Linked DNA regions of Homo sapiens: region 1 is linked to region 2. A link is a loop called in an ENCODE intact Hi-C map of the cell type or tissue named here. Cell type or tissue: HepG2. All regions are shown on one strand. Each heading gives the region's core, and the rest is flanking DNA. Links, peaks and the distances in the headings are about the cores only. Region 1 overlaps TMPRSS15 (transmembrane serine protease 15). Region 2 holds the start of LOC124904999 (a long non-coding RNA gene).

Evidence for each region. Hi-C counts contacts between places; a loop is a spot of excess contacts. Peaks named below come from ENCODE experiments on the same cell type or tissue, not always from the same donor. Only the 100,000 strongest peaks of a DNase experiment are listed, where the experiment ranks them.
Region 1: a loop joins it to region 2, with 13 times the contacts of the local background. A loop is called at or near these places in 5 of 110 quality-filtered maps.

What each region holds. Positions count from the first base shown.
Region 1 is chr21:18,359,734-18,376,441 of GRCh38, forward strand. It overlaps TMPRSS15 (transmembrane serine protease 15), which reads right to left. Exons shown (of 25, transcript NM_002772.3): 6 at 12,460-12,591; 7 at 5,407-5,515; 8 at 24-130. Among named protein-coding and RNA genes, the nearest start is that of TMPRSS15, 36 kb to the right of the region's middle. In HepG2, for the core only: a CTCF peak has its summit at 9,492 (motif pointing left); no DNase peak of the experiment used is centred there.
Region 2 is chr21:17,668,471-17,685,178 of GRCh38, forward strand. LOC124904999 (a long non-coding RNA gene) reads right to left here and starts at 5,949. Exons shown (of 2, transcript XR_007067821.1): 1 at 5,886-5,949. In HepG2, for the core only: a CTCF peak has its summit at 10,741 (motif pointing right); a DNase peak (open chromatin) is centred at 10,741; H3K27me3 peaks cover 646 bases.

The sequences.
Region 1 (16,708 bases), core at 4,835-12,834, 690 kb after region 2:
ATTGTATATTTGTTTCAACTTACCTCTTAAAATCTTGCTTGATCCTACACCTTCATAAATATCTAATATATCTGTATAATATGTATTAAAATCATCGAAGCTCAGTTTAATGGAAAGTCCTTGGTTTACACTAAATTAAAAGCAAAAAATAGATTACCAAATTTTTAACAGTTGTCATATTTCTTAATGCATTCTAGAATTTGTATGTGTTTTCTTGTGGTGAACACCACATAATATGATATCTACTCTCTTAAATTTTTAAGTGTACAGTGCAGTATTGCCGGTTATGAACACAATGATGTACAGCAGATCTCTAGAACTCTTTCAGGACTGAAACTCTGTATCACTGAATGACAACTTCCCATTGCTTAGTCCTCCCAGCCCCTGGCAATCACCATTCTCCTTTCATTTCCATGAGTTTAACTACTTTCTATGCTTCATGTAAATGAATTCATGCAGTATTTATCTCTCTGTGACTGGCTTATTTCACTTAGCATAATGTTCTCAAGGTTCTTCTATGTTGTATGATATACAAGATTTCCTTCTTTATGACTGAGTAATATTCATATATATATCACATTTCCTTTGTTCAATCATCGGATTATGGACACTCACGTTCTTTTTACCTTTTGTTTATTGTAACTAATGCTGAAATGAACATGGGAGTGCAGATATTTCATTCAGATAAATATTCAGAATTGGGAATGCTGGATCAGGTGGGAATTCTATTTTTAATTTTTTGAGGAACCTGCACACTGTTCTCCATAGCAGCTGCACCATTTCAGGTCTTCTCGATATCATTTGTGGAAAAAGACTATCCTTTCCCCTTTGTGTTGTCTTAGCACCCTCGTGGAAGATCATTTGATCATATATGTGAGGCTTTATAGTGGGCTTTCTATTCTGTCTATGTGTTTGTCTTTTTGCCAGTACGTTACAGTTTTGATTACTATAGCTCTGTAATATATTTTGAAATCAGGAAGTGTGAGACCCCAGGTTTGTTATTTTTTCAGTTTGTTCTGGCTATTCAGGTTTTGTTGTGATTCCATATACATTTTTGGATTTTTTTTCTATTTCTGTAAAAAACCTCCATTGGTATTTTACAGGGCTTGCATTTGATCTGTACATCACTTTCGGTAGTATGAACATTTTAATTATGTTAAATTGTCCAATTCATGTATATTGTTCATACCATCAAGATGACAGCTATCATATTCTATAATTGTTATTTACATACTTAAATGTCTTTCCTAACAGAATTTATATGACTCAAGGACAGGGATTAATTCATTCATTCCTGTATTATCTAATACTTTGTAGAAACTAGTGCATGCTATTGATATAAAAAAATAATGTATCTAGCTGCTGGTATAAGAGCATAGAAGGAAAAGTGTGACAGGTTCATCAGAAAATTTAAATTAGATATTTAAACTATTTTCATTTTCAGATAATAGTTTCAGAGAGGGGAGACTTAGTGGAACCTCTATTTACAACTCCACTGTCTCATTAAAGTGTTATAATCAGAAATGTAAATAACTCCTCCAAGTGCTTTGTAAGTACCAAGTTTCTCTGAACTCCTTGGAAGGGAGATGGCTAAAAGAAATAAAAGTGTGTACGGGAGAAAACATCTAAGGCTCCTTGGGCATGAGTTTGGCTAGATCATCTGCAAATGGACCCAGGAAAGGATTAAAAAGGCTAGTAATACTTAAGAGATTTAGTTTCCAAGGCCAAGCAGGAGCCCTGAGAAGTGGTCTGGCCTCTGACTCTGGCCATGGAGGATACTGAGTGAACAAGGCCTACAGGCAGGGACATGGCAAGATTGGCTTTTAGGTTCACCACCAGCAGTAATGTGGCCAATAAGGCAATCAAGGACATTCTTCACAGAGTTAGTTAATTTTTGAAAGTCTAAAAGTCATTGTTGAGAACTGTTCATTTGTGGCAAGACCTCAGGTTGATCAAACACCATACTATAATTATGGCCAGTGGGGTGGAGTTCAGGGCTGAAGTTTAGTCTTCAAGTAGTGGGGTTGGTGTTAGTGCAATGGCAGCTACTAGCAGGGCAGCATTAAAAGACAACTAAGCAGAAACTCAGATTTTTGGACCTACTGGTGTTTGCTGTAAGGGAGATAAAGTTAGAGTGGTGGTAGGTTATTAAAAAAAAAACAAACCCAAAGCATAAACCTATAGACTTCAGCCCTGAGTATCAGATTCAGCAGTTCCAGAGTGTATTTTGGAATGTATATTTTGAGAAGCTCCAAGGGCGATTATGATGAGCTCTTAGGTTTGAGGGCCCTTGAAGTATGATAGGTAAATGCAGGAGATGCTACACTCATGGCTACTCTAAGACATGTCTGGTAACCACCGGCAGAGGTAAGGGGATCAAGGTGAGAGAGCAGAAGATCATCCCAGAGTAGACAGAGAAGGAAAGTAAAGCTAAGTTTGAAGCTGTTTAAATTCTGCCTCTGTTATGTCAGTTCAAGGACTGGGGGAGTGAGCCTGCTGGTGAGACCTTTAGAGAATCTGGAGTCAAGCTGGAATAGACAGAGATGGAAGAAAGAGGCAGACTTGAGAGATGATTTCTTAACTAAAGTTCTGGTGTGCCTGGGCAAGAATATGGTGAGTGTTTTTTCATCTGATGTTTTCAAGCTGTCAATCTAAGGAACGCAAGCATGAGGAGCCCCCTAGGACGCTTTGCTTTCAGAGGACCTCTGCTTTTCCAAAATAGATATTTGGAGGTAGAAGAGACAAAAAAGTGCAGACGATTTTCCACCTCCTTCTGATTCAGAAAATTCAACTCACTTCCAATAAAACCACAGGGATTTATAAAAGTAAGATTAATTGGAGAACATAATCAGATTTTGTTATAATATTAGATATTTCAGTTACCTTCTGATTTTTTGAAGGGATTAAATTAAATTTCTTTAAATTTAATTTATACACTTTGTATTATTGTGTCAGTAGTTAATATTTTTATAGACCACTTTTATTGAGCATTTAATATGTGGCTAAGCACTTTACATTCATTATCATATTTAATAATGACTTCTTTGAACATAGTATTTAGAGATGTGGAATTCTACAGACACAGAAATTTGGAGTCAAAGAGGTTTACTCATTTGCCTGAGATCACACATCTTGATCTGATGATGTGTGAAGATCTTGATCTGAAGATCTTAATCTGAAGAAGTTAGATTTGAACCCACACAAACTGTCTCCAATAACTATATTCTTAACTATTGGCTGTATGCTAACTGTGGTCTTAATGTAATTCAAAGGATGAGCTGGTCCTGCTCAAAATATAGTTTAATTGCATCTTAAACATTTCTCCTATATTTAATTGATCTTAAACCTTATAGAAAAATTATTGTCTTTAGTCTCATCTGATCACTATTGGGAAAGAAAACAACTATTTGATACAATGCATCACTAATATAATAATCAACTTTGAGAAAAAATAGATTATTTGTGTGATTAATTAAATCATCATTTTAGCATAAAGTACACTGTTTTGGGGTAACATCTTAGGTTCTTCAGGTTTTTAAAATAATCCATTTATCAATCATAGATTTCTTAAAATAGTTTCAAAAATTAAGTAATGGAAAGAAACTAAAAACAATAGGGCCATAACATTTTTAATTAATATAGGATAATTTTTGCGTAAAGGACATTATCATTACAGCAGAAGTTTATTGTGTGTTCTGCTCATAAACCCTCTAAATGTGACCTGTCTTTATTAAGAAGTGAACTTAGCAATTAAATTATTTTTATTTGGTATTAATAAAATTTCAAAGATTGCATAAAAAATAGTTGTGTACCCAATTATGCAGATTAGTTACAGTCTTTCCATTTTCAGTGAAAGATATTTAAGATTTTCTACAGCTTTCTATTGACATTTTAAATAAGTGCTAGAGTTAATATTTTATTTTCCTAATGACCAATGCTAATAGACATTTATAAATGCTTCTTTTAAGTTTGAAGTGATTATGTGTGTGTGTGTGTTTCTGCATCAGAAAAATGCTTTATATAGATATATAAACACATACAAATGTAGGTTGAAAACAATATTCTCCAACTTGGTTAATTTTTCAATTGGCAAGAATTACTTAGAACTGCCATTTTTAATTCATAGTCTTATTTTTGACACACCAATAGCATGTTATCTAGAGCAGGAAACAAAGGAAATTGTGTTTTTAGTTGTATTACATATCTCTCAAGGGGCTGCACTCCAAATCGAAATAAAAAATAAAGGGATACTCTTCTTTCCTTGAACAATGCCAAGTAAGTGTGTATAGAACAATCTTTTTCTCACATCTCCTCTCTGGGATATGTCTACCTGGGTGATTAGTTATTGGGCCATTTCATACTGTTTGGCAAGAACCTGAGGCTCTGACTTTTAACTTTCTTTAATCAGCTATTATATGTCAATATAATGTATCATAAATATAATCATCAATATCAATCATCATCAATATAATATAATCACAATGATTAAAATTATACTATAGGTCAGACTGGTAAACCATAATCCCATCTAGCTATTAATAGAAATGAACTAATTAGAATATAATTTTTCATAGTGAATTCTATGGAGCACTTATTCTGCATGCTCTGTTGGGGAAATATTCAGTATTTTAACAAGAAAGTTTTCATTGGAGACTTACATCGCATGTTAACATATTTAAGGCTATAAGAAGTCCTACTTTTAAGAGTTTTAATAAGTTTATTTCAGGATCTCTTATATTTATGTGAGTACAAATTCTTTTTATCCTTGGAATATCCGGAAGGAACTTAAGGTGTTCCTTGTCTATGAAAATGCTTAGGTAAACTTTAAGGTAGATCAGCTATCAGCAGCCTAATTATTTTGATTATCTTCATGATTGGGTTGGTTAATTGAATTAAGAATGTGGAGGTGAAATACATATTGACTGATCCAAATGTCTTTCAAGATATAGTAAGAAAGACATGTATAGAGGCTGTTCCCTGCTCTTAATCTGCTGTAACTGAATCACACCTTTAGAGATTTCCACATGGTAAGCAGCAAAATGAGAAAGAAAATATTTTATAGACAAATGCAGAAGATGCGAAATTCTACTTCTCACGATACACAGACATACATGTATGTTGTTTGCCTGGCCGCACATGAATAATGTCCACCACAGAAAAATAAACTTGCTTCAGAACCCAATGAGATGACCCCACTTATTAGACAGTATTGTTCATAGCACAGAATAGCTTTTTAAAAGGTTAAAAATGATAGTATAGTTTTTTGTACAGTTTTTCAGTTGGGAGGTTTTTGCTTCATAGTTAATGAAAACAATGATTCTTTAAAAAACTACTGAAAGCAATAAGACGTTGCATCAGAAAAACGCTTTATGACTTAAGAACAGAAAATATAAGATCTTGTATTACCGTATGATCCACTGGCAGACAACACTTGTTTCAGAAGGTTTTGGATAATGAGTAGCCTGGAAAGACCCAGATGATCCAGTTAACAAAAATCTTCCATCACAAACTGTGGCTGCAAAACGATGCCAATTAATGTTAGACAAAAACAATCTTGGGATTCAAATTGGCTGCAAAACATTTCACAGAATATTCATGGCAAAACCTGTACAAGGTTATTTTATGAAACTGAAATGATAGTAAGATTTCATGTTTGAAACCTATTAGCCATGTTCAAATACTCATACACATCCTATCGTGAAATATTTTGGAAAAATTCTTTCTTTCTCTCTCTCTCTTTCTCTCTTTCTTTCTCCTTCCTTTTCCCTTGCTTCCTTCCTTCCTTCCCTCCCTCCCTCCCTTCCTTCTTTCCTTCCTTTTCTCTCTTTCTTTCTCTCTCTTTCTCTCTTTTTCCTTCCTTCCTTCCTTCTTTCCTTCCTTTTCTCTCTTTCTTTCTCTTTCTCTCTCTTTTTCCTCCCTTCCTTCCTTCCTTCCTTCCTTCCTTCCTTCCTTCCTTCCTTCCTTCCTACCTTCTCTCTCTCTCTTTCTTTCTCTTCTTTCTCTTTTTTCCTTTTTTTTTTTTTTTTTGAGACAGAGTTTCGCTCTTGTTGCGTGTGCTGGAATGCAACGGCGCGATCTCGGCTCACTGCCTCCTGTGTTCAAGTGATTCTCCTGCCTCAGCCTCCGGAGTAGCTGGGATTACAGGCGGCGGTCACCACGCCCGGATAATTTTTGTATTTTTAGTAGAGACGGGGTTTCACCATGTTGGCCAGGCTGGTCTCGATCTCCTGACCATAGGTGATCTGCACTCCTAGGACTCCCAAAATGCTGGGATTACAGGCGTGAGCCACTGCGCCATGCCCAAAAGCATTGTCTTTCTAAACACCCTTCCCTAAGCTGCACTTTAAGTGTATTCTTCCATATTTGCAAGGAAATAAATATATCTGAATTGAAAACTGCCAGTTCAGACAAATAACCAGTCATTTTTTGTCTTATTTTTATAATTAAATTGGAGCTAGGTGAATTTCAAATATATGTACAAAGTGCTATGTTTTCTTGAAAAAGATTAGAATAAGGCCAGGAAAATGTTAGTACTAGTGGCCTATACAGAATTCCATCCAACAAATCTGTTAGTCCATCTTTTAAAGCTCATTACTCTTGCTCCTTTGGGAGATAACTAGTTCAATGTTTTCTATATTTTCATTCAATACTCCTGATTAAGCCTTTTGCTTTCCATAATTACTCATTTTCCTCTTTTGGTTTTCATAGTAGATTTATTTCATGAATCTCTCCTTAATGTCATGCATTATTAGTTGCCTTTAATTTATATCTGAATAGATTCCAACTAGATTAAAATCTTCTTGAAGGCATGAACCAGGAGCCATAACTTAGAGATTTTTGTTTTTTTCATACACTTGCTATGTATAGTATATGCAAAAATCCACCTTGATTTTCACAACTTTTAGTCTTTCTTACATTATTTTCCTTCTAGTTAGTTACTTGGTTATGTTGACACAATATTCTAAAATTATGACCCTTACAATGTGTCTTTTTCTCTGCATAGATTAAAAATTCTTCATACGGAGAAACATTAATGGAGGTTAGAAAAATCAAAGTAATATGTCAAAATTAATTTGCTGTGTTTGGAATCTGAGTGTTTAGAATAAGCTAATTCTAAACTGAGCTATGAAAAAGCTCATCGTAAAATTATAAAGTGATTCTATCAAATTACATAATACAAGCTATTTTATGACAAAATATTTTATGTATATAAAATAAATACATTAAAAATTAGATAGCAAATAGAAATCTTGATTAAAATATCATGTGTTTATTGGGTTTTTGCTTTTTTTTGGTATATATATATTTTCAGGTGCATAAAAATTTACTTTGGTAACTTAAGTTTATTATTCAAAGTCTGCTTAAAAACAATGGCCTAGGAATTAATTCATTAGCTTATGATTTGGTAACCTGATTTCCAGAAGAAAAAAAGAACGAAAATAAGAAAAGAAAAGATAACAAGTCAAGAAGCAAGGATTAAATTCTGAACAATCCGGCACAGATCACAGGAAAGAAAGAAAAATAGTGGTTTGTTAACTGAATTGCCTTATGCATAATGATTACTGCAACAAACAAAGAAAATTAAGGCTAATTTGTCATGATTTGAAGATAGATAGTAAAATATGTGACTTTTTAATGACTTGCTAAATAATTTTCCAGTTGTAAAAGCAAATCTCTTTTCTCACCTTCAACGCTCTTTTCCACTGTAAACCATGCCAAACAAGCAGGGCAATTAATGCCTTACATTCAAAGACCATAAAAACAAAAATGGCATTTGCTTGCATTTTATGTGGTATATAAAGCTTTTAAATCACAGTTTGTCGAGAAATAACATGGACTCAAAGATTGTAGACAGTGTAGTAAAGTCTACTGCTATTGTAAAGTTTATATTTGAGTTACAATACTTAGGAAGCAATGAGGTAGGGTGCTCAATCTTATCAGTGCTAAAATATAACTGCCAACATTTATAGAGTGTTTACTATGTGCCGGTCATTTTCTAAAGTTATTATATATGTATGAATGTAATTTGCATAACAACTCTATGATGTTATGGGGGAAACTGAGGCACATATGGGTTAAATAACAACCATAAGGCCTCCTAGCTTACAAGCAACAATTTAAAGCAAGGCAGCCTTATTCTAGAGCATACTGTGGTATATTGCCTAATATCACAATATATATATACATCTATCACTATCGCAATGACATCACCCACTCTTTGAACTGAAAAGCAGGGGGGAAAGCATAAATAAAAGAAGAAACAGAAAATTTTTTAAAGATTTCCATCTTTTTCAATGTTCTTAAAGTTAGAATACAGATCACATTTGCAATAATATTCCAGAACAAATAGGAGGATGCAAAAGAGACACACACAGAGAGAGAAAGGGAACAAAACAAGATCCCTTTAAGCATCTGTAAAAACCTGTTTGTAAAGCTGATAAAATTTTAGTCATTTTTCCCACCTGTTCACTACGCATTTTTTTGGGAAAGGTATCAACAGCTTTGCGCTGCACAATGTGATTCATGATTTCCAGAAAGCCATGTTACGTCTCTAGTTTCAAAGATGGTTCTATGTTTGACAAACCCTCTTTCAGTTCTTTCCTGAGCACATGACTAAACTACACTTCCCCAAATCCCTTGGAGTCAGATAAGGTCATGTGACTGAGTTGGCCGATGAACGATTGTAAAAGTCACTGTGTCTATTTCCAAATATGGTTTCTGAACATATCTGTAACATTCTTCCTTTGTCAGTCAGCTGGTTGTGAAGGATCCAGTAGAGGACTCTGGGGGCAGAGAGAGTGGCAAGTAAGGAGCAGGCATCCTGAATGCCTAGAGCACAACCCTTTGCCATCTTTCTTGCACCGTGATATAGGTGATAAATAAACTGTTATTGTTAAGATTGTTTATCATAGTATTTAGCCTGTCCTAAAGAATATGATCAATTTTCCTGTCCAGTATTCTATCATGTTACTAAGTTTTAGTGGGAATGGATACTCCACAGGTCAAATTCTGCTCTAACGAGGCTCTAGTCAATTCCTGCATTCAAGCAAATATAGAGAATATTCCTAAATGTATTTAAAATAAAATTACAGGAGTATTGAAGTATTTCTAATAGCAACGCTCAGAATGCCAAAATATTATCTTCTCAAGACAGAGGCTTGTGTAAGGCACTTTCTTATACATTTTTTTCATTTAATTTCAGGATGTTTCTGGAGAACCTGATAGTGCAAATGACCATGAATGAAGCAGGATAGGTTTTCAGGAAAAAATATATGACCCAGTTGTGGATGAGTAGGATGACTGGGTGTTTAGGATTGTGACTTATTAGACTGTGCAGTGCTTTCTAGTGCAGCATCAGAAAAAAAAATCTAAGTAGAACATAAATGAGCCTGTCAAATTATAGCAGCCATTCGATTGCACTATCAGAAATGTTGCCTGTAATAGGATGGAACACATAAGGGTAAGCACTTAGGACCCACGAAGAACTCCCTCTGCTGGCTGAATATTCACTAATTGTGTCTTTGCTCATGGCATTCAAATCTCCAGGATATATAAATCAAACATGATCTATGCTCACCCACCAAGCTGTATTATGCATATACACGTGAGGCATACAAACTATGAGAACACTTGCCAACTTCCAAAGAGTTAAGCATTGGCTTAAAGGCTGTGAATCAGCATCTTTCCTTTTCATAGGTCAGCTAAAAAGTGAACTTTCCTGCTGATGTAATTCTAATCAGAAGACGAAAACAATTTAAAGAAATCTTGTTTCAGCTATAGTCAGCTGTAAGTGTGCAAACCTAAATAACTAAAGAGTAAAAGAGGAAGTTGCATGAGGAAGACAATGTTAGTATGACTATCAATAACACAAACCAGAATTAGAGCTCACAGCTGGAGCAAAAAAATAAATAAATCAATAAGAGAGAGAGAGAGAGTAAAGGTAAACTTCATATTGGAAAAATTCTCTTAAATTAGTTTTATAAATTTTTCCATGAATATAGATTGATGGACAGTGGCTTTCAGGTGGAAATAATGCTGCTGGAAGTTTGAGCTGGTGCTGAAAGTCATTAGGCTTGTGGGCTCACCATAATCAATGAATGAAGCAACTTAAAATGAATAAAGCAACTTGTACTCTTAAATTCTCTCTGGATAAAAATAGATTCATTGATTGATTTAAACAATATTATCCCACAAATAATTCGAATTTATTTACCAAAATAGATATAATACTTACTTAAACGAAAAAAAAAAAAAAGAAAATCAAGAAAATGGAAAGTGACGGTGTGTAAGCTTGAGAGAGTTAGTGACATGAAAGGCTGGTCACTACTAAGGTTCAATTAACAAAAAATCTTCATGTTACTAAAAAGTAACAACGCAGTTTGACTATATTTTTAAAGCAAATTAAGATAATTACTTCCATTCTAATACTGAGGCTCATCTCCTGAGTTTAGAGTGGCTCATAAAAATGATTCATAGCATTAAAACTTATTTTAGGACAAATTATCACACTTACATGATATTCCTATGGTTCATTTTTATATGCACTGATATTAGTTCATCATGAAAATTATGAACTCCATGAGCATAATAACAAAATAATAGGTACAGTACATTTTTCAATTATTTGATTCATATATTTTGGTAGTTATGCCTTTTCCTCTATTTAAGGATATTGATCATCATTATATTGGCTTAAAGCCATGTGTCTAAGTTGACATACACTATTGTTTTTGAAACAGAAATCAGCATCACCTTTGTTACCTCATGATGGCACACTTGCATCATATTCTCCCTGAAAAGATTTTGGAAAATGCCTGAAAGCCACAGCAAAGCAAGAACATTGCTTTCTTCTTCTTTGAGTAACTTAGTTATATAAAATAGATTAAAAATATTCCGCAGCCTGCACTTTCTTCCAATATGTTCTGAGTGTACTTCAAAGTCTGTAGTTAAACTTTAAAGGTCTGAATTTTATCCAAGAACATTTGCATCGGGATTGCTTAGTGGAAATCTCTGTAGTAGAGTTGCCTTTCATTGAGTTGGTACCGGGAAACAGACCAAATGCCTGGCTTTTAAAATGTGTACTAAGTGGATAGGTAGCTTTTAAAACTTTGGTCGTTATTAGAATATTCATCTTTAATTACTATCAAGCAAGATGAGAAAAGTGTAACAAATAATAGAAAAGTGTAGCAAATAGTAACTATGGTCTTTAACACACTTTGGGCACTAACTGTATTTATAGTCAGTTTTAAAACTGATTATAAGCCATACCAAAAAATGTGCAGTTAATACTGTTAAATAAAACAAAATATCAGTTAGACTTATCCAAAGTCAGCAGTCTCCCCTTATCCACAGGGGATATTTTCTAAGACCTCCAGTGGATGCCTGAACCATGGATAGTACTGACCCCTATATCTACTATGTTTTTTCCTATACATACACACCTACCATAGGAGATTAACAGCAATAATCACTAATAAAATAGAACAATTATAACAATACTCAGAATGATGTGCAATTTTATACTTATACATTGTTTATTTCTGGAATTTTCCATTTACTGTGTGTCCTGTGGTTGACAGCAGGTAGTTGAAACTGTGGAAACCACTAATAAGGGAGAACTACTGTAGTTCTATGTGGAAATCTTCTTAAATGTGTTACACACAGAAACAAATTACCTACTTAGATGCTGCTTTCTAGTAAACTTTTCTAAGTGGAATCCAGCTATGAAATGAAGAAATAAGTAAAAGAGTAAATACGTTTAAATCAACTAGAGCCATGCTTGGTATATGGTAACTGCTACTTAAGTGTCAAATAGTAATAATAATGGTAAAATAATGTTATTGTCATTAACACTCAAAAAATGCCAAAATATACAAATGAAACACAGAAGTTTTACTTATGAGGCATTAAGTTCTTATTCATATCTTATTTCTACTATTTATAGAACTACAAGAGGCAAATAAAAGGAACAGTCAAAATTTTAATATGGTGCTCAGTGAGTTAGGTACTGTTAAAATGTTGAAAGAAAAAGACTGATATGATAGTGAAAAAACATGAAAACCATTAGTAAGAAGTGAGAATGTCTATCACAGAAGTCAAATTAATAATAGTTTGGATTAGTTTAATATAGAGAAGAGATGAAAATGTAGCAACACCCATCCCCACATTTATGACAGACATTGTTAATCACATCTTCCTTTCTGTAGTGATCAAATGGAATTCTGTTTAATTAATTAATATCTTTAATATTATTTATAAAGTTTAGGAAAATATTAATAAAATTATTTTAAGATTTTGTATTATATTTTAAAAATAGCTATTTAAATAGCTCATTCTTCAGTAGTTTCAGGTATTTGAGATTAGAATGTGTGTGTGTGTGTGTGTGTGTGTGTGTGTGTGTGTGTGTCTACAGTGAGGGAGGATAAAACAGAAGGGGAGAGAGTAGGGGGGAGAACTTACCACACATTTTATTGTCTTCGTCAGAACCATCTGGACAGTTTACTTCTCCATCACAAAATAAATCAGCTTTTATACACGTTAGAGCATCAGTACAAGGACTTGAACCAGGCAGGCACTCTATTGAGACATTTCCTTTAAAAAATAACTGAAATTAATTTCCAATTGATGAGATATGTACAATGTTTAAATATTTAATAGGCCTTTTTGCCACTGGGGTTCTTACTTATAAGTATGTTCTTCAACTGCCATAGGAATATTTATTTCATTTGCAAATCAATCATTTGTAAAATTAGAGCATTTTAAATTTTGAAATTTCATGTGGGGCAATTTTGGAAAGCTTATCACATCATCTGCAACATCTAGCAGCCACTTCATTTACTCATAAGCTTATTATTTGAAAATATAGTGGCTTAAGTCAAGGTTTCCATTCTGTAGAGTACATTTACCAACCAAAGTCATTTTAAAGTAAGATAAGCACTTAAAATTCCCAGTGCATTGTGACATTGAACAATGAAGAAACCTAATAGCTATTTCTGTTCAGTATCTCTTTGTTCCTTGGGTCAGAGATTCTTAGGGGGTACACTGTAAACACACCCCTGCGGGGTTTCATGCCATCTTCTGGAGGGTATCCGAAAAACTTGCACCTCTCAGCCTGACTTGTCCTTCACTTGCCCCACTTTCATAAACTTAAGTCTAGAGATGCACCAAGAAACACATTTTACTTCTAGAAATTAACTTGGGAAGTTTAAGAGCAATTCTGAAAATAAGCCATATTCTTATATGCCTACAAGATAAAGACTTTTAAAAAAAATTTTTAGGCCAGTGTGGAAATTTGAATACTTCTGCCTCTGAATATAACAACAATGATGGTGAAAAGTTTTGGAACTCTTTAACTCATCAGCATTTTTTTTTCTTTTTGGTTGTTGTTCTTAATCTTAAAGCCAGAACTGTATTGCCATCTGCTGGGTTTTCAAAATATGAAAATCTGAAATTTCTCCTTCTGCTCTATAAAATTAATTGGAAAATAAAAATGCCCATGTCAATGAATCTACTAAGTTACTTCTTAATTAAAAACTTTTATAGATTTTTGCTGAGTCTACATACAACTAAATTAGACATTTGTAACTGGCTGTAATTAAAATGAATATAAACCAATGGGAAATTCATGGAACGCCCAACATCTAAAATTATAGGACAGAGTAAAGATCAAAGCCATTCTCAAATGATAGAGTACTCCCATGTAGGAGAATAATAAATAATAATAAAAATATTATTTAATAAACTCAAATGCATATATTTGTTGATATTTAAGAGCTATTCATCAAAAGTCCTTAACCATTGAGTTATTAATCCAGAAAACACATATTTCATAGAATCTCATACATGCTTTATAAATAAATAAACCAAATAAAGCACTATACTTAAAACTGTGTCTTATTTTACAAGTAGCTAATAGAATTCCAAGTATTCAGCATTTCAAAGATGAATTTGGGATACAGCTAGGAACATATATCACTTTGGCTGTCCTAATGCTTCTCATGGGAGCTCCACTTCCTGATGTATCACATCTCTGTTCAGTATCTGTTGAACTCTTGATTAGACCCCAAAACCACACCAGCAAGTCATACCACTTGGACTTGACTGATCTCATGATTAATCATTTATTGACCCCACAAGTATTTATTTTGTACACATTTTTGTCATGGAATTTTAAGAGACAGAGATAAAAGAATGAGTAAGGCAGAGCCTCTCTCTTTTTATGAAGCTTCAAGTTAAGTGGGGGGAAATTGTTTATGTACAAATTATATTTTAAAGAGAGATTTAAAAAGTGCTATGGGGGCATCAAAGTTTAAGCAATTAGTTTCCTTCTAAGGCAAGAATTAAAGACATTTTTACAGAAATGGTCATATTTCAATTAGTTTTTGATGTACACCTAGAAAGGCACCAGGAGGAGAGAGATATGGAATGTATTTAGTGATGTGTGAAGAGTACATCAATAGGCCGGGCGCGGTGGCTCACGCCTGTAATCCCAGCACTTTGGGAGGCCGAGGCGGGTGGATCATGAGGTCAGGAGATCGAGACCATCCTGGCTAACAAGGTGAAACCCCGTCTCTACTAAAAATACAAAAAATTAGCCGGGCGCGGTGGCGGGCGCCTGTAGTCCCAGCTACTCGGGAGGCTGAGGCAGGAGAATGGCGTGAACCCGGGAAGCGGAGCTTGCAGTGAGCCGAGATTGCGCCACTGCAGTCCGCAGTCCGGCCTGGGCGACAGAGCGAGACTCCGTCTCAAAAAAAAAAAAAAAAAAAAAAAAAGAGTACATCAATATATGAGAAACAGATGAGTCTCACTAACATAGATGGTGGGATGTTTATGGAAGGCATAGTAGGAAGGCAGTTTGGTACCAGATTCTAGGAAACCTTTTTATCTTTGTTAAGTGTTAGAAATACTTTTCAATAGGTGATGGCATTGGAAGATTTTACATATATCTGCAATATGACCAGTCCATGTTTCATAAAGGCAATTGTTGGACCATGTGAAACACCACTTGAATAAGACCACTCGAGAAGCAGTTTCAATGGTCCACATGAAAGATGAGGGCTAGAACTCTCACAATGGCAGAGGAGATGGGACATGGACTCAATTACTACTTTACAGGTAAAATTGATGAGCTTCAGTGACTACGTTTGCTTCTGAACAAGATTAGTGGAGGTGAAGAATGGGATGCTAAGGAATTGGCAGTTGAATTACTGAAAAGGCCATTTGGGTTACTAATGGCCATTAGTCGCAATAGTGATTATGAGATGAACAAATTGTGGGGTTAGAAACTTGAGTCTAGTTGGAAGTATTTTGAATTTAAGTTGGAATATTAGGTATTGTTTTAAGTTGCACTCTGTCTCTCTCCAAACTATTTCATAAACATTCTTCAACTGACTTGGTCCATGAGGAAACAGAAGTTTTCTGTATTAAAACTAGTATGAAAAATATGAATGTGATTCTTATGCAATGGTAGTGAGTTTTAAAATTTTTGTCAAATTGTATTTTTACTGAGTCTTCTCTCACTCTTTCATTTCCTACATGAATATATATTATTACAATTTCTAAGAAAAATCATCAATTAAAACATTAGCTGTTATACCCAGCCAGATGCCAGTTTAATTTAAATGGTTTTGCACTCTCAAACTAGAATTATTGACTTCAGTATTACTTGGTTTGTATTTCATTACTTAATTTTTGTTCTAATATTTCTTTTTTTCTAAGAAGTCTGTACCAAATTGTGTTCCCAACAGAAAATTTTTAGGAAAGGAGTTTATCAATTCTAGTTAAAGAAAAGTAAATGAAGAGAATAATAATTGGTTTCATTTATTAAAAGCTAATCAAATTTCCTTCATATTAGGCATTATTAACTCAGTGGGAAAAAGTGCACTTGTTTTCTGTAATCTATGTGGTATTTTACCTTCAGGACACTAACTTTTGACATATTATGAAAACACACCAGTAGATTAGTATTACTTGGAATTCTGCAAATAGGCTTTAATTATTCATTTGTATTGTAACATGAAGAATTCGGTATACACTCAAAGATGATTATTTCAGAGTGATCCAATGTCCAAAAAATTTCCAGTGATTTGACATTAGGAACCTCCTGTGCCTACGGAGAGCAGGCTCTGTGCTAGGCATCATGGAGAGTAAAAAGACTAAAATCCATTATTTTTCGCCTTCCAAATAATTTGTAAGAGATGTTACATACAACATGAGTAAATTGAAACCATGGTTTGGAAATCATAGATTTTTATTGTCCCTACAATTTGAAAAGGGATAATAGTACTTGGTGGCCAAAACTGGTTAAGACAAATTAAGCTCAAGATCCTGATAGCTTACTCAATAGGAAAAGCAGAATCTTCATCCATGAATGTTTGCCTTTAGAGGCCAGTGTTATTTCACTATGTTATATTGGAAAATAGATATCACCTTACAGAAATTCTCATTTACTGTGTAGAACAAATCTAGTTTTTTTTTTTTAAATTTTATTGTAAGCAAGACTATGTCTTTTCAATCCAAATGAAATTATTGGTAGAAAGATTCTTTAGTAGTCTTGATACCATGTGAGTAGGAACGTCTTAAATTAGAGGAGAGTGCTTAGCAATATATAAATATTCTTTTCTCAAATGCAGAAAAAGAACGATTCCTAAAGTCACAATACCTTTGGTATCAGGTAAAATCTCTGCATCTCAGTCTTGAAGTAATTAAA
Region 2 (16,708 bases), core at 5,805-13,804:
AGGGTACAAATTAGAGTTAATTGCTGCACACAGAGTTCCCAGTGTTTACATACCGTAGTATTGTAAAGTGAATTACAACACACAATGAAATCAAAGGAAACATCAAAAAGAAAATTTTAAGAAGTCCCCAACATCAAAATGACTGTACCTCTGCTTTACATTGTATCAGTTATAGCTGCCTAATAACGGAGATTCAATTGCGCAAGCCACCAATTATTGTGTTGGAGGGCATGAGCATATATGGGGCTTTGCAACATTTTAATAAAACAGTTTGAAATAATTTACTGTCTTGATGGTTGTAGCATCATGGCTCTTTTAGAGATTCCCCATTAACAAAAGGTAGCCCTTTACTTATAATTGCATGTAATTTTTTTTTTCGATTAACAAGAAAAACCGTGAGTACTAGGGATGTCTGGGGAGAGCAGTCAGATATCCCAGGGAGAGGTTGTCATAGAAACTGTGCTGGAGAGCAGCTATACACAGGGTAAAATGCACCCTCCAAAGAAGAGAGGATGGACATTATTGTGAAGCTGCCCTTTCTATCAGTTTCAGAGTGTAAAGCTCTTAATGAATGTCTTTGTGGAAATCATCCTCAGTGATAGCAAGGGTAGGTAGAATAGAAGGATGCTGGGGCTAATGATATATGCCTCAGCTGGGTGCAGTGGCTCATGTCTATAATCCCAGCACTTTGGGAGGCCAAGGCGGGAGGATTACTTGAGGCCAGGAGTTTGAGACCAGCCTGGGTAACAAACATAACAAGACCCCCGTCTACAAAAACAAAAACCTTCATAGGATTGTTATAGAAAATTAAATAGATAACAATCATAAAACACCCACTATGTATAGTCCTTGGAAAATATTAATAGAAATGATAATAATTTTTACATTTATTATCTCATATAATTCTCACTAGAGCAATCTGAGGGAGGCACAGTCATTATTTCCAACTATTTTTGGATACAAAAATTTATTTTCAATCATGTTTGGACATGGGGAAGGAAGAGACATATTCTAGAATTCTATCAGAAGATTAACATCACTTGAGCAACTGCTCAGTCATACCTCTGAGAATAGTAATTTTAAATAAAATAACAACTTTTTTTTTTTTGAGATGGAGTCTCACACTGTTTCCCAGGCTGCAATGGTGCAATCTCAGCTCACTGCAACCTCCGCCTCCCATGTTCAAGCGATTCTCCTACCTCAGCCTCCCGAGTAGCTGGGATTACAGGAGCCTGACACCGCGCCTGGCTAATTTTTTGTACTTTTAGTAGAGACGGGGTTTCACTATGTTGGCCAGGCTGGTCTCGAACTCCTGACCTCGTGATCTGCCCACCTCGGCCTCTCAAAATGCTGGGATTACATGCATAAGGCACCACGCCTAGCCAAAATATTTCCTTTTTTTCAATGAGAAAATGAGGATCAAAGAAGTTGAGTTGCTCAAGGTCACATTGAAAGTAGTAGAGCTGGAACCCAAATGCAAGGTTATCTAGCTCTAGGGCCCATGCCCTTAACGTCTCTGCTGGACTGAACTAGTGGGCAATCAATAACTGGTAATGATTACAAAAATGGTGGTAGAATAATAAATAGTGGAAGTTTTGATTGCCACGCTATATGTATGGCAGAATGTCATAGCATTTGTTGATTTTGTTCATTTCCTAAGTTTATTTTTCCCAATGGACATGGAGGAAAGTGTCATCCTATAGGATGACAACCAAATTGTTCTGTTTTCTCCTCCTGACTCCCTAATGCAGAGCTCCAGGCTGCTCCAACCAATCTATGGCAGATAGCACTTAAGTTAAAACCTGTTGGTCATCCCCACCTAATCTTAGTCCTTCTTCAAAACTCCAGGAAAACCAGGAATTTTCTCTCTCTCTCTCTCTCTCTCCGTCTCCCAAAGGAGCAATTTATAGCTGGAACTTCCTTACCATACTTTCCCCAATGTTTTAAGACCCTATGTTTTGGGCTGAATTGTGTCCCCCTTCTCTCAATTTATATGTTGAAATTTTAACCCTTAGTACCTCAGTATGTGACTGTTTTTGGTGACAGGACTTGTAAAGAGAGGATTAAGGTAAAATGAGGTCATAGGGTTGGACCCTAATCCAATATGACTGCGGTCCTCATTAGAACAGATTAGGACACAGACATACACAAAGGAAATACCATGTGAAGACATTACAAGACAACAGTGTTGGGGCTCAGGACACAATACTGCAAGGTATGGCCCCTTGGCGTGTTGAGTACTTTGAACTGAAAGAGATAGGGAGGGCTCAGAAGCAAGGTCTCTCTGACCTCTTACCTTCCTTTCTCTCTCTCTCCTTTTCCCTCCAAGGCAGGTCACAGAAACTAGAACTCCTCTCCCCAAAGGCAGCTGCAAAACCTAAAAATGTCACTCTCTGACCCTCTCACTTTTCCCTTGAAGGCTTTCATGTGACAGGTGTCCTGACCTGTACCCGGAGAAAGGAATGCTACACAGAGAGGCCAAAAAGAATTTGAACAAACAGGCCTCGCTAAGTTGCCTCCTCAGTTAATTACCATTAGAGCATACCATATTTGTCCAATCACATTTCTATTCTTCATTGAACCTAAGCATAAAAATACATAGGGTTATACAGAAGTTCTCTGGGCCTTCATTCTTTTTTTCTTTCTTCTTTTTTCTTTCTGAGATGGAGTCTCTCTCTGTTGCCTAGGCTGGAGTGCAGTAGCGTGATCTTGGCTCACTGCAACCTCTGCCTCCCAGATTCAAGCAATTCTCTTGCCTCAGCCTCCCAAGTAGCTGAGATTACAGGTGCCCGCCATCACACATGGGTCATTTTCGTATTTTTAGTAGAGATGGGGCTTCACCATGTTGGTCAGGCTGGTCTCAAACTCCTGACCTCAAGTGATCTGCCCACCTCAGCCTCCCAAAGTGCTGGGATTACAGGCGTGAGCCACCACACCCAGCCTGGGTCTTCATTTCTGAAAACTTCCATGTCACATGAAACACTGATTAAATACATGTGTTATACTTTTCTCTTGCTAACCTATCTTTTGTTTAGGAGTGTTGGCTGTGACCCTTGTGATGGGTGAGGAAGAGGTATTATACCTTTTTTGCCCCTGCAACAACCATCTACAAGCCAAGGAGAGAGGGGCCTCCAAAGGAACCAATCATGCTGAAGGCTTATCTTAGACTTCTAGTCTCCAGAACTATAAGGCAATAAAATTGTGTTACTTAAACCCCCCTGTGACACTTTGCTATGGCATCCCTAGAAAATGAATGCACTGCACAGCGGCCTGAGCACCATGGCTCTGTTCAAACCCATGCCACCTTTTCTTCCAGTCCTCTTCACTTTTGACATTCTGTCACTGTGTCGGTTTCCCAGTAGTTAAGCGCCAGGTGTGGAATGAGAACCCATTGTGTAAAATGGCACAGGTCCACACTGCAATTGGCTCTGGGGAGGCTAAGTCCCGGGAAAATTAATCAAGATGTGTACTCTCCTTTGTGTTCCTGTGCCTGACTCCCACTTGCTCATGCTCTCCCAGGGCATGGTGCCTTCCTCAGAGCTAACACAACACTGTGTTCATATCTAGATGAAAGTTCTCACAGGACTGTGACACCATTAATTTTTTTATGTGCCTGTTTGCCACCTCAACCCTATCTCCAGTTAAATTCTGAATTCATAGACACTGAGATTATGGCTATGAATTATTCATTTTGGTATCCCAGCATCTGCTACAATTCTAGTGGTTCAAAAAAGGCATAAATTTATATTTGGATTTTTTGAGTGGATATCTTTTTTTCTGATTTCTTTCTTTCTTCTATACCTCTGTGAAGGGAGTTTTATAATACAGATGTAAGGGAAAGAAATTTTAAATACGTTAAATATGTTGGTCAGGCATGGTGGTTCACGCCTGTAATCCCAGCACTTTGGGAGGCCAAGGTGGAAGGATCACTTGAGCCCTAGGAATTTGAGACCAGCGTGGGCAGACCCTGTCTCTATGAAAAAATTTAAAAATGAGCTGAGTGTGGTGGCACACACCTGTAGTCCCAGCTACTTGGAAGGCTGAGGTGGGAGGATCACTTGAGCTCAGGAGTTGGAGACTGCAGTAAGGCATGATTGTACCACTGCACTCCAGTCTGGGTGACAAGCAAGACTCTGTCTCAAAAATAAACAAACAAATGAATAAATATGTTATGCTATCAGCAGTGGTCAATGTCTTAAGAAAAAGCATTCATGTTTATCTTAAATGCTCTAATCAGAAGATTCTAAAATGTCTAAGCTTCTTCTTAGGGGGGAAAATCCAAGCACAATGAAGGTTGAGCTGTCTAGGAAAAACAGTCCTCAGGACCTCAAGGATCTTACTGCTCCCTCCACCTGCAAGATGGAGCCGAGCCCAAGGAGAGGAGATGGTTCTAAAATAGGTACTTTTCAGCTGGAGCTGGCTTAGAAAGTCACTCTTAATGTCTGATGAAGCTGTAGACAAGGAATTACCCTCAAGTAGTTGAAGCTTCTGTTCCATCGTTCAGGAGATAGGGAGAGAAGGGAGACTGCAGAAGAAAGAGACTCCCCAGTGCCTACCCAAGACAGACTCTGTAAGGACTGTCAGGCAGTGGGTTGGAAAATCAATGCTTTGCCTCTAGACTCCTCTGAACTCTCTTTGTGTGTTTGGATCAGTTACTAGTATGGTTGTTTCTTTTTTGGCAATGAATTGTCTCTAAATCTCCTTGAACTTTTTGGACAGAACAGAGGGACATAGTAATATATTTAGATTGTTATGAACTGTATCTTGCTTGTCATATTGAAACATGGAAACACTACCCTCATCCACTCCTTAGTGAATCTCCTGCTTTATCATGGGATCTGGTTGGAAAGAAAGTATGGTCTTTCTGCCCTTCACCCGTCTCTTCCTAGAGACACTATCCAAGGATGGTCAACTTCTTTGAAAGTCTTAGTAAAAAGCTGGGTCATGAGCTTTGGTTATTTTTAGACAACAATAGGCGATGGATGAAGCAAGTTTGTAACTAGGAATGCGTGGTTTGCACTACTTGGAATGCAGTTTGCCTTCGGGGGTTTGCTGTTTGTAAGACAATTGGCAACACCCCACAGATTTGTGTCAGGAACACCAAAGAATTAGAATCAATCATTTGTGAAGAAGCAGAACAGTCCTCCATTAGACTTTATATATTAATAAAAATGAGCACAAGTGAGGGTCAGATCTGTTCACCAGGTCCCTAATTATAATTCAGAGAGCCAGGGGAAAGAGAAAAAAGTAAAAAAAAAAAAAAAAAAAAAAAGAAGAATGCCTGACGTTTGGGAACACTAAACAGAGACAGAAGATTTTTCTGTCTTTCACGTCAAACATCCAGCCACGTGCTCACTTTTTTTCCTTGAAAGGCATTTAACGTTGTGGGATTATATTTTTCTTCCTGACTCCTAGAAAAATATAAATGTCATCGACGTTTGATCTCATCTAGGTAGTTTGAAGGCTCTTCGTTTGTGGGTAGGAAAGTTAATGCCACAAAATGTACTAAAATTCAAAAACATTCCAACTTTAATGATTCACAGCAAAGTCAGAATGCAGGTCAGATGCTGTATTTCTGATATTTAAAAAATACAAAAAGAATTCTTTGAAAGTATGTTTCCAAAAGACAGTAGACATTTGTACTATTTATCATTCAGCAAGAGCTAAATAGCATAGGAACATGGTTATTCTAAGTTACATTTTGAAAAAAGAGAAACAAAACAATTATTTCTGAAAACAGCAAAAACATCAAGCTTGCTAATTTGAACAGTTTTGACAGTTGACACAAAGGAGAGAAAAGGGCCTTTTATGTGTTGTATAAGGAAGATCTGTTGAAGAAAATTAGCTCCTACAGGAATAGGATTGATAATGTGACATATACTCACTCTGATCTAAATTTAACATCTTCCCACGTTCTCATTGCTCCAATGCCCTTCGAGTTACTATAGTGATCCTACCTTGCCATTCAACATTTAATTCCTAGGTAACAGACAACAACCGTGGCGACCAGGGAAGGAATAGGCAAAAATCTATTTATTAAATATTATCTGGAGTTACTTGCTTGAAAAAACATCTCCCCCACAACCCCAGCAGATTTTGGGCTGAGTTACAACTAAAATATAAATTGTACAAGAAGAACCAAGAAGAATTTTCAGGCTCCAATTTTGAGTTTTAGAATCTTGACATAATGGCACAGACCCCCAAAATAAAGATTCTGAAATAAGCACTTTTCATCTGGAGCTGGCCTGGAAAGTCTCTCTTAATGCTTGATGGAGCTGTAGGCAAGGAAATACCCTCAACTAGTTGCGGCTTCTGTTCCATCCACTGATGTTGTACCATATGCTTATCCTTCCTCTAAAATGGGCAGATACATGATGTGAGAGTTTTTTCTCACAAAATTAGCTTGCATTAGAAACTTCCAAATGAAAGACTCTTCTGACCACTGGAAAAACAGAGTAAGTACTTACTAGGTTCGTGCAAAAGTAATTGAGGTTTTTGCATCACTTTAATGGCAAAACCGCAATTAACTTTTGCATTAAACCTCATACATACATCATGTAAGTATACTTATATACATACTTTAAAAATATCTTCTCAGTAGCCTTCTCTTTCAGCTCTCCAGTAAAAGGGCGTCCAAAGATGGTAGCCTTCTCTTTCAGCTCTCCAATAAAAGGATGTCCAAAAACGCATACCTGAGGAGCACAAAAATACCCCACTATTTCCAGGTATTGGTCCTGTGGCAGGCCAGGTCTCACTAATGCAGTCTTCCATAACACCTGCTTCGGTACTGACTGACTGGCTAAGTTTTAAAAGCCAGTGCCCTTATACAAAGACTGGAATGTAACAAAAGCCCACCAAGAGTTTTGCCTAGGCTTTTCCTGAGCCTTAAAGCATAACAAAATAACGAAGGAATCCTTAACGGGACCCATTTAGGATTAAACAAGTTTTATTGGGAGTCTGAAGAAACTCCCCAGGCTTCACAAAGAAGCTTATTGGGGTTCTGAAGGAACTCCCCAAACCTCCATGATTTAGCAGGAGACAAGATAAGGGTAATCACCCCAGCACCTGGACCCATTTAGATCAAGTAAATTTATTGAGGTTCCAGGGGAAGGTCTCAGGACTCAGACCTTAGTTATAGATTAAAAGAAGTTAATCATGGCCAGGCATGGTGGCTCAAGCCTGTAATCTCAGCACTTTGGGAGGCTGAGGCAGGTGGATTGCCTGAGGTCAGGAGTTCGAGACAGCCTGGCCAACGTGGTGAAACCCCATCTCTACTAAAAATACAAAAATTAGCTGGGTGTGGTGGCAGGTGCCTGTAATCCCAGCTACTCAGGAGGCTGAGCCAGGAGAATCGCTTAGAACCCGGGAGGCAGAGATTGCAGTGAGCCAAGATTTCACCACTGCATTCCTGCCTGGGTGACAGAGTAGTGAGATTCTGCCTCAAAAAAAAAAAAAAAAAAAAAGGAAAAAAAGTTAATCACATGTGTCTTTAGATGAATGCACACTTACATGTAGACATATAGCTTACAAGGTATATAAGCGCTGGAAAACTTTGTGATTTTGAGTTGGTCTGGTGATAATTTCCAGGCCTTCTCCCTGTAAACGGCTGCAGAAATAAAAACTCTCTTTCTCCCCAGTTCATCTGCATCTCGTTATTGGGCCACGAGAAATAGCAGCCTGATAGTCAGTTACATCTGGGAACAGTCCTACAATGCAGTTTTCTGTGTTAGAAATAGCAATAAATCCATTCGAATGCAGGGTCCTGAACTAAGAACCCGTACTTTAAAATCTAACTTTTTCATTGCCATGGAGTGAGCAAAGGGGAACACAAACAAAAAATTAATAAAAGCAGACCAAAAGTACACTAGAAAAGTAGACAGTGAAAAAAGGAAAGGAGAGATAGATATGACGAAAATAAAGTGTTATATTCAGAAATCAGAAAGTAATACTGATTGTAACATTTGTTAAACTCTTCCTTTATCCCCAGGCTCATGCTAAGCACCTTACCTTCATTATTGTATGAAGTCCTCGTGGCAGCTATGTGGGCTTGCCACTATTAATATTTCCATATTACAGAAATATAGGGTCCAGCCCTACGGAGCTTGGCGGGTGTTCTCCTGGTGTGCAGAGATGAGAGATTGTAATAAATAAAGACACAAGACAAAACGATTAAGAGAAAAGAGCTGGACCCGGGGACCACTACCATTAAGACGCATAGACTGGTAGTGGCCCTGAACGGCTGGACACACTGATATTTATTGCATATAAGACAAGGGGGCAGGGTAAGGAGGGTGAATCTTCTAAGTGATTGACAAGGTGAAGCAAGTCACATGATCACAGGACAGGTGGCCCTTCCTTCTTAGGTAGCCAAAGCACACAGAGAGAAGGCAGCATAGGTCAGTGTTTTCTTCTATGCACTTATAAGAAAGATCAAAGACTTTAAGACTGTCACCATTTCTGCTACCGCTATCTACTACGAACTTCAAAGAGGAACCAGGAGTATGGGAGGAACATGAAAGTGGACAAGGAGAGTGACCATTGAAGCACAGCACCACAGGGAGGGGTTTAGGCCTCCGGATGACTGCGCGCAGGCCTGGATAATATCCAGCCTCCCACCAGAAGCTGCTGGAGCAGAGTTTTCCCTGACTCCTCCAAGGAAAGGAGACTCCCTCTCGCAGTCTGCTAAGTAACCGGTGCCTTCCCAGACACTGGCGTTACCGCTTGACCAAGGAGCCCTCAAGCGGCCCTTATGCAGGCGTGACAGAAGGCTCACCTCTTGCCTTCTAGGTCACTTCTCACAATGTCCCTTCAGCACCTGACCCTATACCCACTGGTTATTCCTAGGTTATATTAGTAATGCAACAAAGAGTAATATTAAAAGCTAATGATTAATAATGTTTATAATAATGATTGATAATTGTTCATGATCATCTCTATATCTAATTTGTATTATGACTATTCTTATTCTAACTATTTTCTTTATTATACTGAAACAGTTTGTGCCTTCAGTCTCTTGCCTCGGCACCTGGGTAATCCTCCGCCCTCAGAGACAAGGAATCAAGGGTGAGTCCATTAAGGCAATTTGCACAAGAAATCCCCAGTAAGAAAGTAAGTGGGCCGGGCTTGGTGGCTCATGCCTGTAATCCCAGCATTTTGGGAGGCCGAGGCAGGCGGATCACGAGGTCAGGAGATCAAGACCACCCTGGCTAACACAGCGAAACCCTGTCTCTACTAAAAATACAAAAAAAAAAAAAAATTAGCTGGTCATGGTGGCAGGTGCCTGTAGTCCCAGCTACTCAGGAGGCTGAGGCAGGAGAATGGCGTGAACCTGGGAGGCAGAGCTTGCAGTGAGCTGAGATCGCACTACTGCACTCCAGCCTAGGCAACAGGGCGAGACTCCATCTCAAAAAAAAAAATTAAGTGGTAGAACTTGCATATATTAAAAAAAAAAAAAAAAAAGCCCAAGCTGTCTGGACTCCAGAATCTGAACTCGTAGTGGGTATCATGGAGAGAGGGAAAAGTATAAATATAAAAAAGAGAAAATATGTAACAAAAGAGAAATTAATTCCTGCTGTATGTGGAGGAGACATTACAGGTAATTGGTCTCACAAGTGCCAAAATATACGCTACAGCAGGTGTCCCCAGCTACTGGGCCAGGGACTGGTACTTGTCTGTAGCCTATTAGGAGCCAATTCACACAGCAGGAGGTGAGCGGTGGGCGAGTTAGCATTACCACCTGAGCTCTGCCTCCTGTCAGATCAGCAGCAGCGTTAGATTCTCATAAGATTGCAAACCCTATTGTGAACTGCACATGCAATGGATCTAGGTTGCATGCTGTTTTTGAGAATCTAATGCCTGATGATCTGTCACTGTCTCCCATCACCTCCCAGATGGGACTGTCTAGTTGCAGGCAAACAAGCTCAGGGCTCCCACTGATTCTACATGATGGTGAGTTGTATAATTATTTCATTATATATTACAATGTAACATAATAGAAATAAAGTGCACAATAAATGTAATGTGCTTGCATCATCTTGAAACCATCCCCGCATCCAGTCCATGGAAAAATTGTCTTCCATGAAACTGGTCCCTGGTGCCAAAAAGATTGGAGACCACTGCTCTATGGGATCCATGAGCCTTGTACTTTACCCTAAACCAGTGAATTCACAAAGTCAAGGAGTCAGAATGGGTTTCCAAAGCTCTCCTTGAATGGAAGCAACCAGAAACTGTGGTGTAGATTTTACTTTTACAAAAGTGAAACAATTCTTTTGAATAGAATAACTTTTTATTCTCCTGCTTAGGAGAATGTTCACGTGTCCTTTGATAAAAATATTTACACTTATGTATGTATTCACATCGCCGAGTTGGAAAGCAGAATAGGTAGAAGTTCTTTATAACATCTGATATGCAAGAATATGATAATTTTAGACTTTTTGTCCTACAAAGTAGTCCTATGGACCAAAGGTGGATGGCAGATTTATTACTGTTCTTGGGAATTCAGGATGGGTGTCAAACAGCGATAATCATATTTCATTATGGTCTAGAGTAATTTTAGAAGTTCATTCTGAAAGTTCCAGCATGTATTATTGATTATTGTTCTATATGAATTAATCACAGATGAAATGTAAGATAGAGTGGTGTCTTGTACAATGAGTTACATAAAATTAAACGGGTCTATACAAAACTTCTTAGTGGTAGAAAAGAACAGTAACTGCAATACACCACAAGAGGGCAAACTGGTACTGTTGAATATCAGTAACTTGGCTGCAAAGAGTGCAATGAAAGACAAGGTGATGTCAGATCCAAGCCAGTTTACTTTTCTGCAATCATTCAAAGATCAAATCAGAAAGCTTTTCTTTAGTAAGTTTTGTGGTATTTGAGAAAAGTAATAAGGTCTTACTAGTTAGTAAATAAAGCATACTGCTTTTTACTTTCATTGAAAAAAATAAGATTTGTCTCTAAAAATATATTTTCCTGGGTTAATATTGTATTAGATACATACTTTGTATCATCACCAATTGTCAAGAAAATTTGGGGAAAATTAAAAGAAAAAATTATTTTCTTTTTTATCAGCAGTGTACAGCAATATAGCAAAACAAGCTACAAATAGGTGAAATTGGGGTTCACTTTAGCAGACAGGAGAAAGGTTAACAAGGTTAAGGTTAATATGATAAATAAATTATGGCAGAGAATTGAGGCAAATGAATAGAGATTCAGACAGTTCTCCCTGACGCTTCCCCTTACACATGTAACTAGGTGATTCATTGTAGATTAAAGAATGCCATTTGACAGGGCACTTTGGCTCACGTCTGTAATCCCAGCACTTTGGGAGGCCGAGGCGGGCAGATCACGAGGTCAGGAGATTGAGACCATCCTGGCCAACATGGTGAAACCCCATCTCTACTAAAATACAAAAATTAGCCAGGTGTGGTTGCGGGCACCTGTAATCCCAGCTACTCAGGAGGCTGAGGCAGGAGAATCGCTTGAACCTGAGAGGTGGAGGCTGCAGTGAGCTGAGATCCCACCACTGCACTCCAGCCTGGGCGACAGAGCAAGACTCTGTCTCAAAAAAAAAAAAAAAAAAGCATTTATAAACAAGACTGTCCATTAATTTTTAGGCCCTAAATTGTCTTTTTAATAACGAGTGCAATCTGAAAATGAGGTTCTTTGTATGTTGTGGCCTGAAGATAACGATAAAAGATAAAGAAACATTGGCAAACTGCAAAATCCTCACAGCACATGCAGTTTAGAGTGATGCTAGAAGTAATGTGATGTTTCCCTATTGAAAGAAAACTTATAAATATTTTCACTAGGAATGTTCCGTTAGTCCAGGGGTTGGCAACTTTTCCTTTAAAGAGCCAGATAGGACTGGGTGCGGTGGCTCACGCCTGTAATCCCAGCACTTTGGGAGGCCGAGGCGGGAGGATCACAAGGTCAGGAGTTCGAGACCATCCTGGCTAACACGGTGAAACCCCATCTCTACTGAAAATAGAAAAAAATTAGCCTGGTGTGGTGGCAGGCGCCTGTAGTCCCAGCTACTCAGGAGGCTGAGGCAGGAGAATGGTGTGAACCTGGGAGGCAGAGGTTGCAGTGAGCCGAGATCGCGCCACTGCACTCCAGCCTGGGTGACAGAGCGAGACTCCGTCTCAAAAAAAAAAAAAAAAAGAGCCAGATAATAAATACTTCTGGTTTTGCAGGCCATCTGGTCTCTGTCTACTTCTGGCTACTCCTTTTTGCCACTGTAGTGTAAAAACAGTCAGAGACAAGCAAATGAATGGACGTCATTGTGTTCCAATAAAACTTTAGTTAACAAAAATAGATGTCAGGCTAGAATGGCCCCTGGGTTGCAGTTCGTTAAACCCCACTTTAGTCTAGCTGTGGACCCCTTCATAGTAAAGGAGTAAATGAGAAGGAGAAATAAACTTGAGACTTGGACGTAGGGACACAAATAGCCTATAACTGGAGAGCAGAAGGTTATAAAAATCTCCACCTCAGGTCCCAAGAGATGTTCAACACTCAGAGTCTTAACAAGAAGCAAAAATTGTCTTAGGAAAAAGCGTATTTTAGAAAATTGGTTGAAACACATCCATAGCCTCATGCTTAAAATATGTAAATCCTGAAAGTGAAGTAAATCTAAAAATGTATGAGCTGGGGATTCTGTCCTGAGCATCAGAAGCCCGGGCATTTTGAGCCATCAAGAAGTAAGGAAATGCTTGAATCTTGCAGGAAACAGTAGGGTTTTGCAGCAAGACCATTGTGGGTGACAAATTCGCTCCAAAAAGCACCCTCATTTTCTGAGTGTAAGGAAACATCCCATAAATTACACCTCACAGACATTTCTAAAAGACCACTGGAAATTTAAAAATTTTGAAAACTTATTTCGTCATTTGTAGAAAGAACAAATTTTCAAAGAGTGACACATGCATTCTACTTTGATTTGAAAGATGAGCTAAGTTTTTCATGAAATCAACTAATTAATTGCTGGGGGAAAAAATGGCTTAAAAGAGTATATACTGCAATGGTGCCCAAGTCTGGCTGTAGGAAAATGTCAAGGAGACTTTTGTCAATGAAAAGTGGCAAACTCTGTAAAATATTTGAAGAGATGTATTCTCAGGTAAATATGAGTGACCAATGGCCTCTGACACAGCCCTCAGAAGATTTTGAGAACACGCACCCGAGGTGGTCGGAGTACAGCTTGGTTTTATACATTTTTGGGAGACATGAGACATCAATGAATACATGTAAGATGTATATTGGTTTGGTCCAGAAAGGTGGGACAACTCAAAGCAGGAGACCTTCCAGGTTATATGTAGCTTTAAAGATTTTCTGATTGGCAATTTGTTGAAAGAGTTATTATCAATAGAAAGGAAGGTCTGGTTACAATAAGGGGTTGTAGAAACCAAGGTTTTATCGTGCAGATGAAGTCTCCTGGTAGCAGCCTTCAGAGAATAGATTGTAAATGTTTCTTATCAGATTTAAAGAGTCTGTTCTGTCAATAATTCCAAAATGGAGGAGGGTATAATGAGGCATGTCCAGCTCCCCACTCCCATCGTGGCCTGAACTAGTTTTTTCAGGTTAACTTTGAAATGCCCTTGGCTGAGAGGAGGGGTCCATTCTGTTGGTTGGGGGCGGGGGCCTTAGAATTTTATTTTTTGATTTACTTTTTTTTTTTAAAAAAGCAACACAGCTTCCCAGATTTTACTCCAAACACTGAATTGGATTTTCTGGAGCCTGTGTGTGACACAGGCATTTTTATGACACTTCCCAGGTGAGTCTTGGTAGAAACCAGGCTAGCACCAGTCCAGGGAGTGGTATTTAGGAAAGAAAAGGACAAAGTATAAAACTTGGGTTTGATTTTGACCATTGTTGGGGCCAAGGAAAAACTATTTCACCCTCTGAAGGTCTGGTGAAAAATCAACTCACAAAAGGCATAAAAATCTATTAATGTGCACACAGGGGAGAACCACAGAGCGCATGCAAGGACAAAGCTGAACTGCAACAGGAATTTGGAATTGAAAGCCAGTTCCAGTCCCTAATGGGGTGCAGAAGCTTATATACCATCCTGAAGTACAGAAAGGATAGAGGCTCAGAGCATGGCCGATAAAAGGTTACGGTGGTAAATCAGGTTATAGTGATAAGACAGGCTACAAGAGGGAGAGAAGAGGAGGCCTGTAGCAAAGGTGGTCTTGTTATGTAGGTGAAAATTCACAGCTGGCAGCCCTCCAAGAGGGAGAGAAGAGGAGGCCTGGCTAGAAAAGTTGGTCTTGTTATGTAGGTGAAAATTCATAGCTGGCAGCCCTCCAAGAGGGAGAGAAGAGGAGGCCTGGCTAGAAAAGGTGGTCTTGTTATGTAGCAGACCTCAGACTGAATAGATGATGAATGTTTCTTTCAGGCCTTTAAAGGTGTCAAACTCTCAGTTTATCTTTCCTAGATCCAGACAAGAAAGGGCCTGGGTGCACCGATGCAGATTCTCTACAGAGGTGAATCTTCCTCACAAAAGACAGCTTTGCAGGACAACTTCTGTTTACTGGCTCTGTAACAGCCATCTCAAAATATGTCAACTAAATATATTTGCGTTAAAATATTTTGATTTCCTTCACTATGCTGAGTTCAAAGCTGCACCCTGCCATGTATTAGTCATTTGTCCCTGAGCTGGTGATGTACTCTTTTAAGGCTTCAGTTACCATCCCCATGACATGAAGCCAGTGTTTGTCCCTAAGGTAAGGATGGAAAATCTGAGAATGTGACTCTGTGTGGGCTTCAAGTATACATGCTTTATCTCTTTCACACCCTTCTCCTCTTTCTTCCTGGGAACAATATAACTGGATTTGCTTCACTCAGCAATATACAGAATTTTACTGAAAATGAGAGCCTTTGGAGAAAATATATTATTTTAGCTTTGTTCCATTGAAGCATTTCTTCCTGAATTTCCTGAGAACTCTGGGTTTATTTATTTTTTAGACTTTTGATTTTATTTATTTATTTATTTTAACTCTTTTTTTCCAATAAGTTATTGGGGTTCAGGTGGTATTTGGTTACATGGGTAAGTTCTTTAGTGGTGATTCGTGAGATTTTGGTGCACCCATCACCCAGGCAGTATACACTGCACCATATTTGTAATCTTTTATCCCTCATCCCCCTCTCACTCTTCCCCCTAAGTCCCCAAAGTCCATTGTATCGTTCTTATGCCTTTGTGTCCTCATAGCTTAACTCCCACACATCAGTGAGAACATATGATGTTTGGTTTTCCATTCCTGTGTTACTTCATTTAGAATAATAGTCTCCAATCTCATACAGGTAACTGCAAATGCTGTTAATTCATTCCTTTTTATGCCTGTGTAGTATTCCAATGTGTGTGTGTGTGTGTGTGTGTGTGTGTGTGTGTGTGTGTGTGTGTGTATATATACATATCACAGTTTCTTTATACACTTGTTGATTGATGGGCATTTGGATTGGTTCCATGATTTTGCAATTGTGAATTGTGCTGCTATAAACATGCATGTCAAGTATCTTTTTTGAATAATGACTTATTTGCCTCTGGGTAGTAGTGGGATTGCTGGATCAAATGGTAGTTTACTTTTAGTTCTTTAAGGAATCTCCACACTGTTTTCCATAGTGGCTGCACTAGTTTCCATTCCCACCAGCAGTGTAGAAGTGTTCCCTGTTCATCATACCCATACCAAACATCTACTGTGTTTTGATTTTTTGATTATGGCCATTCTTGCAAGAGTAAGGTGGTATCGCATTATGGTTTTGATTTGCATTTCCCTGATCATTAGTAATGTCGAGCATTTTTCCATACGTTTGTTGGCCATTTGTATATCTTCTTTTGAGAATTGTCTATTCATATCCTTAGCCCAGTTTTTGATGGGATTGTTAGTTTTTTTCTTACTGATTTGTTTGAGTTCATTGTAGATTCTGGATATTAATCCTCTGTCAGATGTGTAGATTGTGAAGATTTTCTCCCATTCTGTCTGTTTACTCTGCTGACTGTTCCTTTTGCTGTGCAAAAGCTCTTTAGTTTAATTAGGTCCCAACTATTTATCTTTGTTTTTGCTCCATTTGCTTTTGGGTTCTTGGTCATGAAATTCTTGCCTCAGCCAATGTCTAGAAGGGCATTTCCAATGTTATCTTCTAGAATTTTTTATAGTTTCAGGTCTTAGGTTTAAGTCCTTAATCCATCTTGAGTTGATTTTTTATAAGGTGAGAGATGAGGATCCAGTTTCATTCTCCTACATGTGTCTAGCCAATTATCCCAGGATCATTTGTTGAAAAGGGTGTCCTTTCCCCACTTTATGTTTTCATTTGCTTTGTTGAAGATCAGTTGGCTGAAAGTATTGGGTTTATTTCTGGATTCTCTTTTCTTTTCCATTGGTCTATGTGCCTATTTTTATACCAGTACCATGCTGTTTTGGTGACTATGGCCTTATGGTATGAGTTCTGCTCTGATCTTGGTTATTTCCTATCTTCTGCTGGGTTTGGGTTTGAAATCAAGTAGTGTGATGCCTCCAGATTTGTTCTTTTTGCTAAGTCTTGCTTTGGCTGTGTGGGCTCTTTTTTGGTGCCATATGAATTTTAGAATTGTTTTTTCTAATTCTGTGAAGAGAGATGGTGGTATTTTGATGGGGATTGCATTGGATTTGTAGATTTCTTTTGGCAGTATGGTCATTTTCAAACAATATTGATTCTACCCATCCATGAGCATGAG